2 separate regions of the Homo sapiens genome follow, and region 1 is linked to region 2. The links are chromatin contacts, found by Hi-C or POLR2A ChIA-PET in ENCODE. All regions are on one chromosome and are shown on one strand. The core of a region is the stretch at or near the end of the contact, and the rest is flanking DNA. Distances in the headings are between cores, read along the strand shown. Region 1 has its middle 19 kb from the start of LINC02104. Region 2 overlaps DAB2 (DAB adaptor protein 2).

Region 1 (5,749 bases), core at 1,288-3,787, 100 kb after region 2:
GAGCACAGGCAGGATTATTTTCTATGATTGTAATGAATTTCTGTGCAGATTCTAACAAGTAAATGAAACAAACTTAACTCCAAAGTAGACACTATAGATTAAGAGCTAAAAATAGTCATTTTCTTAACCATTAGAAGTGGGCAGGGTTGGGTGTGGTGGCTCATGTCTATAATCCCAACAATTGGGTGGCTGGGGCAGGAGGACGGCTTGAGTTCAGGAGTTTGAGACCAGACTGGGTGACATAGTGAGATTCCCATCTTTACAAAAAATTAAAAAAACAGCCAGGCATGGTGGCACATGCCTGTGGTCCAAGCTAGTCAAGAAGCTGAGGCAGAAGGATTGCTTGAGCCCGGGACTTGGAGGCTGCAGTGACCTATGATCATGCAACTGCACTTCAGCCTGGGAGACAGAGCAAGACCCTGGCTCTTAAAAAAAGAAAAGAAAACAAAAAGAATTGAGCAGCATGTCTTTAGCCTAAGAGATCCTCAATCCTCAAATTCTCAGGCAGTCTCTTTCTTTCTTTCTTTCTTTCTTTCTTTCTTTCTTTCTTTCTTTCTTTCTTTCTTTCTTTCTTTCTTTCTTTCTTTCTTTCTCTCTCTCTTTCTTTCTCTCTCTCTCTTTCTTTCTCTCTCTCTCTCTCTCTCTCTTTCTTTCTTTCTTTCTTTCTCGCTTTCTTTCTTTTGAGACAGGGTCTCATTCTGTCACCCAGGATGGAGTACAATGGTGTGATAATGGCTCACTGCAGCCTCAACCTCCCCAGCCTCAAGTGATTCTCCCACCTCAGCCTCCCAAGTGGCTGGGACTAAAGGTATATACCACCATACCCCTGGCCAATTTTTGTACTTTTTGTAGAGTTGGGGTCTCACTATGTTGCCCAGGCTGGTCTTGGACTCCTCGGCTCAAGAGATCTGCCTGCTTTGGCCTCCCAAAGTGATGGGATTACAGGCATGAGCCACTGTGTCCCACCTAAGGCAGTATTTTTCAAAAGAATTAATTATACAGTATATTCCATGAGGACAAAGACCTTATTTCCCATAGAGTCTTAGTACTGATCATGGTAGCTGACACAGAGCAGAGGCTCTATAAAGATACGTTGAATAAATGAATGAATACATGTATTCCATATACTTTGGTTGTAATAATGTTTATACTGAGAGAGTGGTGATCAGTAAGATGGATTCCTTATGTCACCTGTTGTAGGGAACCCAACTGACTGACAGCTTCAGGGGCTGTCCTTCCGGATCCATCATTGTATTTGTGCCGGGGTCATGCCTCCCAAGAACTACTCCTAGCCAATGACTGAGCACAGTGTGGGGTGGGGATGGAGGAAATTAATGAGGGCTAATTTCTGTGAGACATGGGACTTTCCAACAGTCCCAGATAGTTCCCATTGCCTGGCCAAACCTTACTTGGAATTATGCTGCCATCTGAGACTCTTCTACCAAATCCTTCTTCTTTCCCTCTCTCCTTCCACTGGTGTCAGACTGACATTACCATCTTAAATATCTCCTTGTCTTCTCCTGCTTTCTCTCCCAGTACATTTCTTGCAAATCTTATTCTGTCTTTTAAGCAGTCTAATCCTGCTTTTAAGTAGTCCTGAAATAACAGGCAGATATACAGTGGCTAAGTCAGGGAGAGGCATGGGAAAGTCTATGCCATGAGCAGTTTATATTTAACTTGTGTTAATCCGGCCCAGCACATTTAAAAAAAATTAGTAAAGAAATTTTCATCACATCAGCAAAGTTATCATTAGTCTCACTCAAATGTACTTAGTAACAATGACTTTACTCCTTAAAAACACCCTCTCCCACTACTGGTATCACCAGGGAGTCATCCATAGACATGAAATGAGAACATTCCTAATCTGAGTATACACTGAGAAGCAACAAAGGTATTTACAGTACCACCATGATTACAGATTTAGATTAAAAACCGTGAGTTTAAAAAAAAGTGTGGAATTACTTACATGGTATACATGTTAGGCTTACTGCCTAATATTTCTTCATAGAATCCAGTATTATTTGAAGCTCTGGGCATGTGAACCAAAGCTTATTTTTACAGCTGGGCTTAACATCCTCACTTTGGATGATTTGTGACACAGTGACACCTCATGTGTCTAATAAACTATAAAAAATGGTAAATCTTTTGGAATTTGAATGTCTACTTAATTTTACACTTAATCATATATTTAATCTTCAAAGAAGCAAAAGTTGTCAGCTGCATATAAGTCTTATAATTGCAACAGAATGCTTATTTCCATATAATGTTTGTGCAGTGCTGAGAGCAAGGTGGGCATTCAATACCTACCCATGGATGAAAATATTTTGAAAAAAATGATTACTAAGATACAGAAACAGATTCAAATGGACATTTTAGTATTTAAGTCAAGATATCTTCAGCAGACACATTTGGTTAATAAAAACCAACAACTGAAATGCAAAAGATGATATTAGTTCTTAAAGTCAAGCTGGATTCTTTCCAGCAGGCAGGGAAAGGCCATTACCCAAAGGGCCAAGTCATTCCCAGCGAGCTCTCCGCAGCCAGCAAGCACAGCCGTGAACTGGAATAACATTTACTGGAATGGGATGCGGAGGCCTCCTTTTGGATGACTCTAGAGTGATTCACAGGAACAATTTATAAAATTTTCACAGGGTTTCAAACTTTTTCCTGCTTTTTGAAAAATATATGCATTTCTACAAGCAGGGCAGAAGGGGCAAATGCGGGAATGTGGATGGTTCCAGTTCATTGTCCCTCTCATTTCAGTGCAGACCCTGTGATTGCTCTTTTATTTTATTTTATTTTTAATGTAGCTCAAAAGGCTAAAGGGAAAAAAAATCCATCAGCTGTGAAGAATGACTAAGTGCCACCTGTTTGCACAAGTAGTAACCATGCGACTCCTACATTCTGATAGTTTTTAAAAAATTAACATGTGTTTCGTGTGTGTGTGTGTGTGTGTGTGTGTGTGTGTGTGTGTCTTGGGCATGGTTAGGTTTGCTCTTGCCCTAGGTCGGCATATCTAGTTTCAGTTCTAGGCAGCCATGGACAATTTGCCTTTTTATTCTACTTGGAAACTCTGCTGATAAAGCTGTTTAAGGGGCTCAGGTGCTGACAGGCTGGGCACTGTCAGTATCTGGGATTACAGGAAGTCCATCAGATTACTGAGCTGCGTTTGCTCCACACGTGGTAGCAAGGAAATGAAAGTCATTCATTGTGCTTTTTCCTTGCTCCCTGTCACTGGCAGTTTAAGACCCTTCTTCAAACTCTTTGACTGAATCATAATTTTATATGCCAATGTTTTAGCAAAATTACACACTGGTGTTACTATAAGTGATAAATAACAATGCTTTTCATGTTTCTTTTACATTTAAATTTTACAAATTTAAGCTCTTATTTTAAAAATTATATCACCTTCTCCCACTTCGCTGTATCCTGACCCCAGAGCAAATACATAGTCACACACAGGCTACAAAAGCCTGGGATATAAACTGGGTCATTTTTGTATTCACATGCAGTGATGGATCGCTAATTTTGGTGTGAATCATGGAGTTAGGTGGGACTTGTTAAAAATATATGTTCCTGAGTCCCTATGCTGAAGGCCCTAAATCAGGACCTTTGGGAATGGCTCTCTGGGTCTCCTACACAGTAGTCTGAGAACAATCGCTACATTAATTCCCTAATGTGGTCTCAATTCAGTGGAAATAAGACTTTCAACTCCTTTTTAAAGCCTTTTCTCCTATCACCTTACCCATGTCACAAGCTACTTCTATGAGCCCCTGAACACCGGCTCACTGTGTGTCTGAGAGCAGTCACCTTGGCTGCCCTGGGACTCCATGGTGTTTCTCCTGCTTCCCTCAGCCCCCTTTGGGCAAGTCTTGTGCAAGACTAGAGAGTAGCAAGCACTCTCTAGAGCTAACGCCTGCCCCATATCTGTGCCGAGAGTAGTCATTTACTCTCCTTTTGCTGTGAAAGCCACCCTTGTTGATTCCTCTCTATCAAACCGGCTGCCCTGAACGTACTGCAAAGTTCTACCACGAAAAGTGGAAACTGCAGCACCAATAGGCTTGCTCTTCAAATTACCAGCTCGGTGCTTATGATGAAATTGAAGATCTGTTTCTCTACCTATAAAATAAGAGTTGTATTAAATAAATTTTTGAAGTGCTTTTCTACTTTAAAATTGTATGCTTCTAGATGGCTAGTAATTTTTGTACTTGTAGCACGTTAGAGTTATGGAACTCTCCAACAGCAGCTGTTTTGGCTCATATGATTTCCCAATCTGTCTGTGGGCTCCCTGCTTGGGAGGTGTCCTCTCTCATGAGACAGAACTTAGCAGAAATAGTGTCTTGGGTGTGGCTAGTCAGCTACAGGAGGCCAAAGAGAAGGACACTAATCTAGAGATGGGAGGGTAGAGCCATGTAAGGAACCACATAGCTAATCAAGTAGTCCAGGCTAGTGATAGGTATATAAAGAACTAAATTCAAGAGGCAAAAGAATTTGAAATATTATAAACAAAAATTGGGGGTGGGGTTTGCAAGAGAGATGTTTGGGAAGTCTAGGTTACTGGCAGGCATACTCAGATCAAAAATCAAATCTCTTTTAAGAACATAGAGAATGTTAGAAATTATCATTGAAATCTTGGGGTGGACTGGGGTTTGCAAGAAGGTGTTAAGAAAAGAAATGCAAACTTGACATTGGCTGGCAACAGCCTCTGATTCAGCCTTCTCCATAAGATACCAACAGGTTGGTTGCTACCTTTCCCTACAGCCAAAAGGGGTTCCAGCCTATGTTCTCAGCCTCCTTAGGCCTTGAATTAGTTTGGCCAAGTATTTAGTAGAGGAGAAGGTTGGGGCCACTAGCTGGTAGTGTGTGAGATCAGGCTTGCTCTATTTCCAGTATCCAGGATTTGCAAGGTGGGACTGAGATGACTTGGCTGAGTTGCAGCCATCCCTTCCTTACTTCTGCCCCATTTTCTTTGTCCCCATGACTATCTTTCTGCCTTGCTGTCTCCATCTTTTATCCCAGTTCTCTGGAGCTTTGCCAGTTTAACTGGGGTTTGCATTTGTTTCCTAGGGTTGTCCTAACAATGTATCACCAATCTGGTGGTTTAAATAACAGAAATGTATTGTTTCACAGTTTTGCAAACTGGAAGTCTGAGATCTAAGTGTCTACAGGGTTGGCTTCTACTCAGGGCTGAGGGAGAAATATGTTCCATGTCTCTCTCTAGCTTCTGGTGTGTTGCTGGCAATCTTTGATGTTTCTTGGCTCCTGTTAGTTACCCTGATTTACTCCTTTATCTTTATAAGGTGTTCTCCCTGTGGGCATGTCTATGTCCAGTTTTTCCCTTTTCATGAGGAGATCAGTTATATTGGATTAGGGGCCCACCGTCTTCCAGTATGAGTATGTTCTTATTTTAATTAATTATATCTACAATAACTGTGTTTCCAAATAAAGCCACTGTCTGAGGCTCTACAGGATTGGACCTCAATATATAAACTTTTTTTTTGAAGAGGGAAGCAATTCAACCTATAGCAAGGTTATTGCCTGTTTTTGTTTTCAATTTTTAAAAATTTGAGACAGTCTCACTCTGTCACCCAGGCTGGAGTGTAGTGGTGCGATCTCAGCTTACTGCAACCTCTGCTTCCCTGGCTCAAGCAATCCTCCCACCTCAGCCTCCCAAGTAGCTGGGACTACAGGTGTATGCCACCACACCCAGCTAATTTTTGTATTTTTTGTAGAAACTGGGTTTTGCCAT
Region 2 (6,018 bases), core at 2,200-4,699:
AAAGTGAAGGCAAAGATATTTAAAACGACATACCTGCTAAGTGGTAGAACCAGGTTTGTAACCCAGACTGTCTGGCCCCAAACCAGAGTTCCTCAACACTGCAGTGACAAATCTCAGCTGAGAAGCTGTATTCCAGCACAGCTTCACGTAGTCCTCTTGAAATACACATGTCCATTGCATGGTTTACACACAAGTCTATTTGCTTGTCTGCCCACACACTGGACTATAATCTCCTTGAATGTAGGAGACTCATTTCTCAATGTCTGGGATATAGATGGCATTCATGCAGATGGTAATGAGGGCAGTTGTAGCTATGCGTATTTTCTTCCTTGCTTGTTATGTGTATACACTGGTATGTATTACCTATTTTCTTATCTCTCTATCTTCTCTTTTAATGCAAGTATTTTTGAAGTTAAATGTACAATTTTGTCTTTAGGCAGTGAATTATTCAGATGGGACTGCAACTGAAGTCTAGGGGTGGTTAATGTAGCCCAAAGACAGTAACCGTTTTCCAGAAATGAATGTGATGCCTATGGGGTCTTTGCAGCTTCCCAGTTTGGGGAGAGGGTGAGAACATCTTTCTCTGAATGAAAGACAGTTGCACCTTTTTAGATGGAAACACTTGTGTGGCTGTCAGAGGAAAAGTTGAAAGGTGTGGAAGGGTGTATGTGGATGCTGAGTAGCTGGAGGGGTGATCTGTGCCATTTAAGTTGTCTCAGCTTCAGAACCACCTCTATCTCCGGTTAGTGAAGCCAGAGCTAGACTGTGCAAACATTCCTGCTTTGCCTGCTGGCTGCATGTTGGCTCTGCCAGTAAGGTGCGCTGGAGGGAAACTGCCAAGCTGGTGAAGGGACTCGGACATGTCTGCTTGCTCCACATGGACTTCCTTATGACTTGAGACTCCTGGGAGTGTGACTCTAGTAGAACTTCTTCACTCCAGCAGCAAGAGTTTCTTCCTAAAACAGCCCCTGAATCCAGTTTTAACACTTGCAGAACTAGTCTCATCATGCCTGTCCTGGAGACATCAGCATCAGCCCTCTGGCATACTCTCTCCAGGCCAACAGGTCCCAGGCCCTCAGAGCACAGGGACTCCAGTACTAGCTAAGCAGTACTCCCTTCTCAGAGGCCTCAGTATCAGCACCATGAGACCCCCTCCTGCAAGCTTTATAAACTTTGATGGTTCCAATGTCTTAACTTTGTCCCCTCAGCCCTAGAGGTGGTAGCTGCTTTCTGTAGTTTACTTACCCAGTGATGACTTGATCTTCTCTTCTTACTCTCTCAGTTTTCTAGCTAACAACTTATACCTAGTTAACACTTAATATCTGCGGCCATACAACCATGAACAAGCCTGATTTTGGAAGCTAAGCAGGGTCAGGCCTGGTTAGTATTCGAGTGGGAATTAATGCTTAACATTAAAATCTTTTAAAATAACTGGTGTGGACTGAACTCCAACTGACACAATGGTAAGGCTAATCTGTTTTGATTTTCCAGATCAAAAAACTATTCTTTAAGGGTACCCTAAATGTGGCAGATTCAAGTGTTTCACTTGAATATTAATCCTTATATGCTTTTAAAAACCATATTATTTTGGCTTTCAAGGCTATATTTATATACTTCGATATCTACTTTTAACTTTCTAGGCCCAGAACAAGAACTGCAACAATATATTCCAAAACAGAATACATTCTATTTTCTTCATGGGAGGCAATTGAAGTGTGTGTGACTATACCTTCAGATCTGTCTTGCTTAGGTCAGTATTATGTTGAGTTCATCAATGCATGTGTTGATAGCAGCAGCAAGATGGCCCAGAACTGGGTTAGAATCACTGGCTGAAAAAGTGACCTGGGCTTAAGAGTCTGTTGCCCATCTTTGAAGCCGGATATCATACTTCACTGCAAGGTATTATTTCTGACATGAAAAGACTTAGCTCATTAAATTTGGCAATTTGTATTCTTACATGAGACTATTTTAAAAGAATTTGAGAAGTGCCACAAAGCACTTTGAGGGGTTTTGGGGGAGGGAACGGTGGCATCTGGGTTTAGTCATAAAAGTAACACAAGACGTAGCTGAAGACCAGGTATCGAATCTAGCGTTGGCAGACTGGGCCAAATGGAAGGATTCTAAGGTGAGTGGCATTACCTTGCTGTAAGTTTTTATAGCAAAAATTTCTCTGTTCAGATATTTAAATACAGCTTTTCATAGCATTGGAATTGCTTTAAAGGTAATTGATTTCCTTTGACTATATCCTTTCGCCATTTGGGTATGAGCAATTCCAAGGGACAAGGAAGAAAAAAATAAGGAGGAAAAGTTTCTGTAATATAAATTCCCTGAAGAAAATGGATGTGTATGTTGAGTTGCAATAGCCAAGGGTAAGTCTCCATTGTAGGCCATACAATTGAAAATATATCTATCTCTACTTCCTGAAATGATCAGAAGGTAGACTCTGCTTACAGGCCCCAAGACTACAAACCCCTTTACAAAAAAAATGTTCAAGACTTATTGCAAGATTTTAACAAAAGTGTACATCCAGTTATGCATACACCAGAGTGATAATTCACATTTCTCCCAAGGTTTAAAGAGCACGTCCCCATCATAGACTTGTCAAATAGGCAAGTTATCATTTAACATGCAGTGGGTAGAAGGCAGCTCACTTACAGACTTAGATCCATCTGTAGAGAATAATTGGTTTAAACTTAATAGTCAATATTCAAATGTAATGCATTTGAATATTGTCACTTGCATCCATAAAACTTTTAGCAGGGTTTTTAATGAGTTGAATTTAAAAAAGGGATTGGGCCTAGAAAAGGGATCTGAGGACCAAAAGTCCCCTAGTTAATTCCTTTGATTACCTTTCCAAACTGGGGCTCTGTTGAAGAAAGTGTCTAGCTTATGTTAAGCAATGGGGTCTGTTTGAAAGCTCTAGGATGGTAAAAATTTCTTACAAAGGGAAGCAAGTGAGTGCAGCACAAGGAGGAAGTATACAATTTTCTCACTCGTTGGGTGTAGTCTCAGGTCCCTTCAGTTCAAAAAGTGCAAAATTAGTCAGGAAATACACCCAAGGGGTGTTATCACAAGGCAAGGATTACAAATGAAAGCTCAAAAACATATAAAAAGGCTCACAAGCACAGTTCCCCATCTAAAAATAGCTAGTTTGTTATCCTGGTTCTCAGGGACTGGCTGTTTCCTTCATTAGAAGATTGAAAAGAGAAGTAAGATGACACATGTAAAAACAAAGGAAGATCTAAAGTTATCTTATAGTCCTGACTCCTTTTTAAGGCCTCAGATAGAACAGAAAGCTGTAAAGGAAACTCTGCTATATGAATAAAATTAGCTTCCATTTAAGTGAAGATCTCTAACTTGGATTTTGGACTTAATGCAAATCTCCCTGAAAGAATGCAGAGACTTCCCCCTTCTGTGGGACTAGCATCAGATGACTGCAAGAGATTCTGGAGCTTGCAACATCTCTCCTGGTTTCTGAGAAGGCTCTGAGAAATTTATTCTGGAAGACTGCATGAGTCATCTTAGAATGACTATGGGCTTTGCAATAATAAAAATCAGCTGTTGCTTAGTCCTTAGTGATTCATATAAAATGTCTAGTGTTTTGAATCCTTCAATTGCCAGCATGGTGGACAATGATTAGTCTAGGCTTTATAGGGGTAAAGTTGGTTGGCACTTCTTATATATCCTTATCCTTTCTACCAGTAGGAATGTGTTGGCATCAGCAATGGTACTACTTAATGATTCCAAGGTTTTGAAGCAATATCATAATACAAGTGTCAACCATCCTCCCCTGTGACTCCCAAGCCTACCTTCTTACCCTAATTATACAGAGCAGGCAGGAAAAGTGCTTTGCCAGTCTCAAAATGCTGGTAAAAGGAATAACTTGAGTTAAGGACTTAGTGGTAGCCCCATTCAACAGATGGTAGGGAATTTATTTTTAACATTAAGGGGAATGGGACAAACACCTAGTATACCAACCACTAAGAACACTTATTCCGAAAGGCCTATGAAACAGAATGTGTCTCTCTTTTTTTTTTTTTCTTGAGATAGAGTTTCACTCTTGTTGCCCAGGCTGGAGTGCAGTGGCGCAATCTCGGCTTACTGCAACCTCTGCCTCCCAGGTTCAAGCCATTCTCCTTCCTCAGCCTCCCGAGTAGCTGGGATTACAGCCACCCACCACCATGCCTGGCTAAGTTTTTGTATTTTTAGTAGAGACAGGGTTTCACCATGTTGGCCAGGCTGGTCTCGAGCTCCTGACCTCCCTCAGGTCCTGCCTCGGCCTCCCAGAGTGCTGGGATTATAGGTGTGAGCCACCGCATCCGGCTGAATGTGTCTCTATTTTATGAATAATGAAATGGACACAGCAACAGAAAATCAATCCGCCATAAGCCATTGGGCTCAAAGTGAGCATAGTCTGTGTTTTCTCTTCTCTTATATATACTGTCTCTCTTGTCTTTTCTTGAATCCCACTGATTTTAACCTGGATTTTATAAGCTACTTTCAAAAAGTCATCATCCCACTGACATTAACACACCATTAATTTTTAGCAAGAAGCCACATATAATAGACACAGGGAAAGGAATTAAGGAGACTCAAGAAGAAAGCAACATAAACATATTTGTTTAGAATGTCCAGTACTTTGTACTGGACAGAGAATGTGCTTCCTTGTTTCTTTGAACTTTCTGCCTGCCTCAGCTAAAGTGCGGAATTAGGACAACATGTGAAATATTAACCTCTAAGACAGACCTCGGGGTCCAAGAGGGCAGCAAACAGCCTTCACTGCTATCTTCAAAGTAGCTCTTTAAGAATAGGGGTCATTACCAGCGATGCTGTAGCAAAGTTAGACTGTTTCTGATACTTTATGCAAATCCTTCCTTTAACTGCTTTTTTGGATTCTTATGCTTTTAGGAAGGCTCTTCTGCTCTGCAAAGACCAAACTGAGCAGACAGTAAGATTTTTACAGCCTGTTTCACTGAGGAATGAGACTATGCTAATGCATACTGAAAAGGAGTCCTTAGAAGATTTTCTTGTAAATGCTGACACTACTGTAGGGGCCTCACTAACAAAACAAGCCCGAGTCAATGAGCTATCCACAAGTTATGCATTTACAGCGAGGAGGTATCATTGCCTTTAATCTTTGAAAATGATATGGCAGGACTTAGAGGACTTAGTAAATCTTGAACCAAGATGCTTTCCCTGTTTTTGGAACCAAGTCAGACCAGAGTTAAGATTCTATCAAACAGTTAACTTTGGGTAGAGGTGGGATAGCATAGCAGCTAATAGCTCAGGCTTGTGAGTCCCACCCACCCAGGATTCATCATTTCCTGGCTCTGTGGCTTGAGACAATTTATCTAATGTTCATTTCTTCATTGGTAAAATGAGAATATAGTTTGCTGAGCTATTAGAAAAAAAATCAGTAAGAACTTACATAGCGACAGCTGCACCTGGCTTAGAAAGTGCTTAACAAATGGTAGCTGTATTAGTCTGTTCTCACACTGCTGTTAAAGACATACCTGAGACTGGGTTATTTATTTATTTATTTATTTATTTATTTATTTATTTTTGAGACGGAGTCTTGCTCTGTCGCCCAGGCTGGAGTGCAGTGGTGCGATCTCGGCTCACTGCAAGCTCCGCCTGCCGGGTTCACGCCATTCCCCTGCCTCAGCCTCCCAAGTAGCTGGGACTACAGGCGCCTGCCATCATGCCTGGCTAATTTTTTGTATTTTTGAGACTCGGTAATTTATAAAGAAAAAGAGGTTTAACGGACTCACAGTTCCACGTAGCTGGGGAGGCCTCACAATCGTGGTGGAAGGTGAAAGGCACGTCTTACATGGTGGCAGACAAGAAAGACAGCCAATCGAAAAGGGAAACCCCTTTTAAAACCATCAGACCTCATGAGACTTATTCACTACCAAGAGAACAGTATGGGGGAAACTGCCCCCATGATTCAATTACCTCCCACCAGGTCCCTCCCACAATACATGGGAATTATGGGAGCCACAGTTCAAGATAAGATTT

The links. A loop is a pair of places that touch in the nucleus more often than their neighbours do. ChIA-PET counts read pairs that join two places held with the same protein, here RNA polymerase II (POLR2A). Pooled maps may share reads with other maps.
Region 1: a loop to region 2 is called in a pooled map, with 1.9 times the contacts of the local background. The contact joins two enhancer-like sites. A Hi-C loop is called at or near these places in 1 of 50 pooled maps. POLR2A ChIA-PET finds 5 or more read pairs at or near these places in 4 of 52 experiments (AG04449, AG04450, MCF 10A and 1 more).

The regions. Positions count from the first base shown.
Region 1 is chr5:39,499,039-39,504,787 of GRCh38, forward strand. No RefSeq gene overlaps it. Among named protein-coding and RNA genes, the nearest start is that of LINC02104, 19 kb to the right of the region's middle. Within about 2 kb of position 2,538, at least 8 of the 41 ENCODE cell types and tissues checked have a DNase peak (open chromatin) inside an H3K27ac peak, as active enhancers do.
Region 2 is chr5:39,396,207-39,402,224 of GRCh38, forward strand. The region is part of intron 1 of DAB2 (DAB adaptor protein 2); the gene reads right to left. Among named protein-coding and RNA genes, the nearest start is that of DAB2, 26 kb to the right of the region's middle. Within about 2 kb of position 3,450, at least 11 of the 41 ENCODE cell types and tissues checked have a DNase peak (open chromatin) inside an H3K27ac peak, as active enhancers do.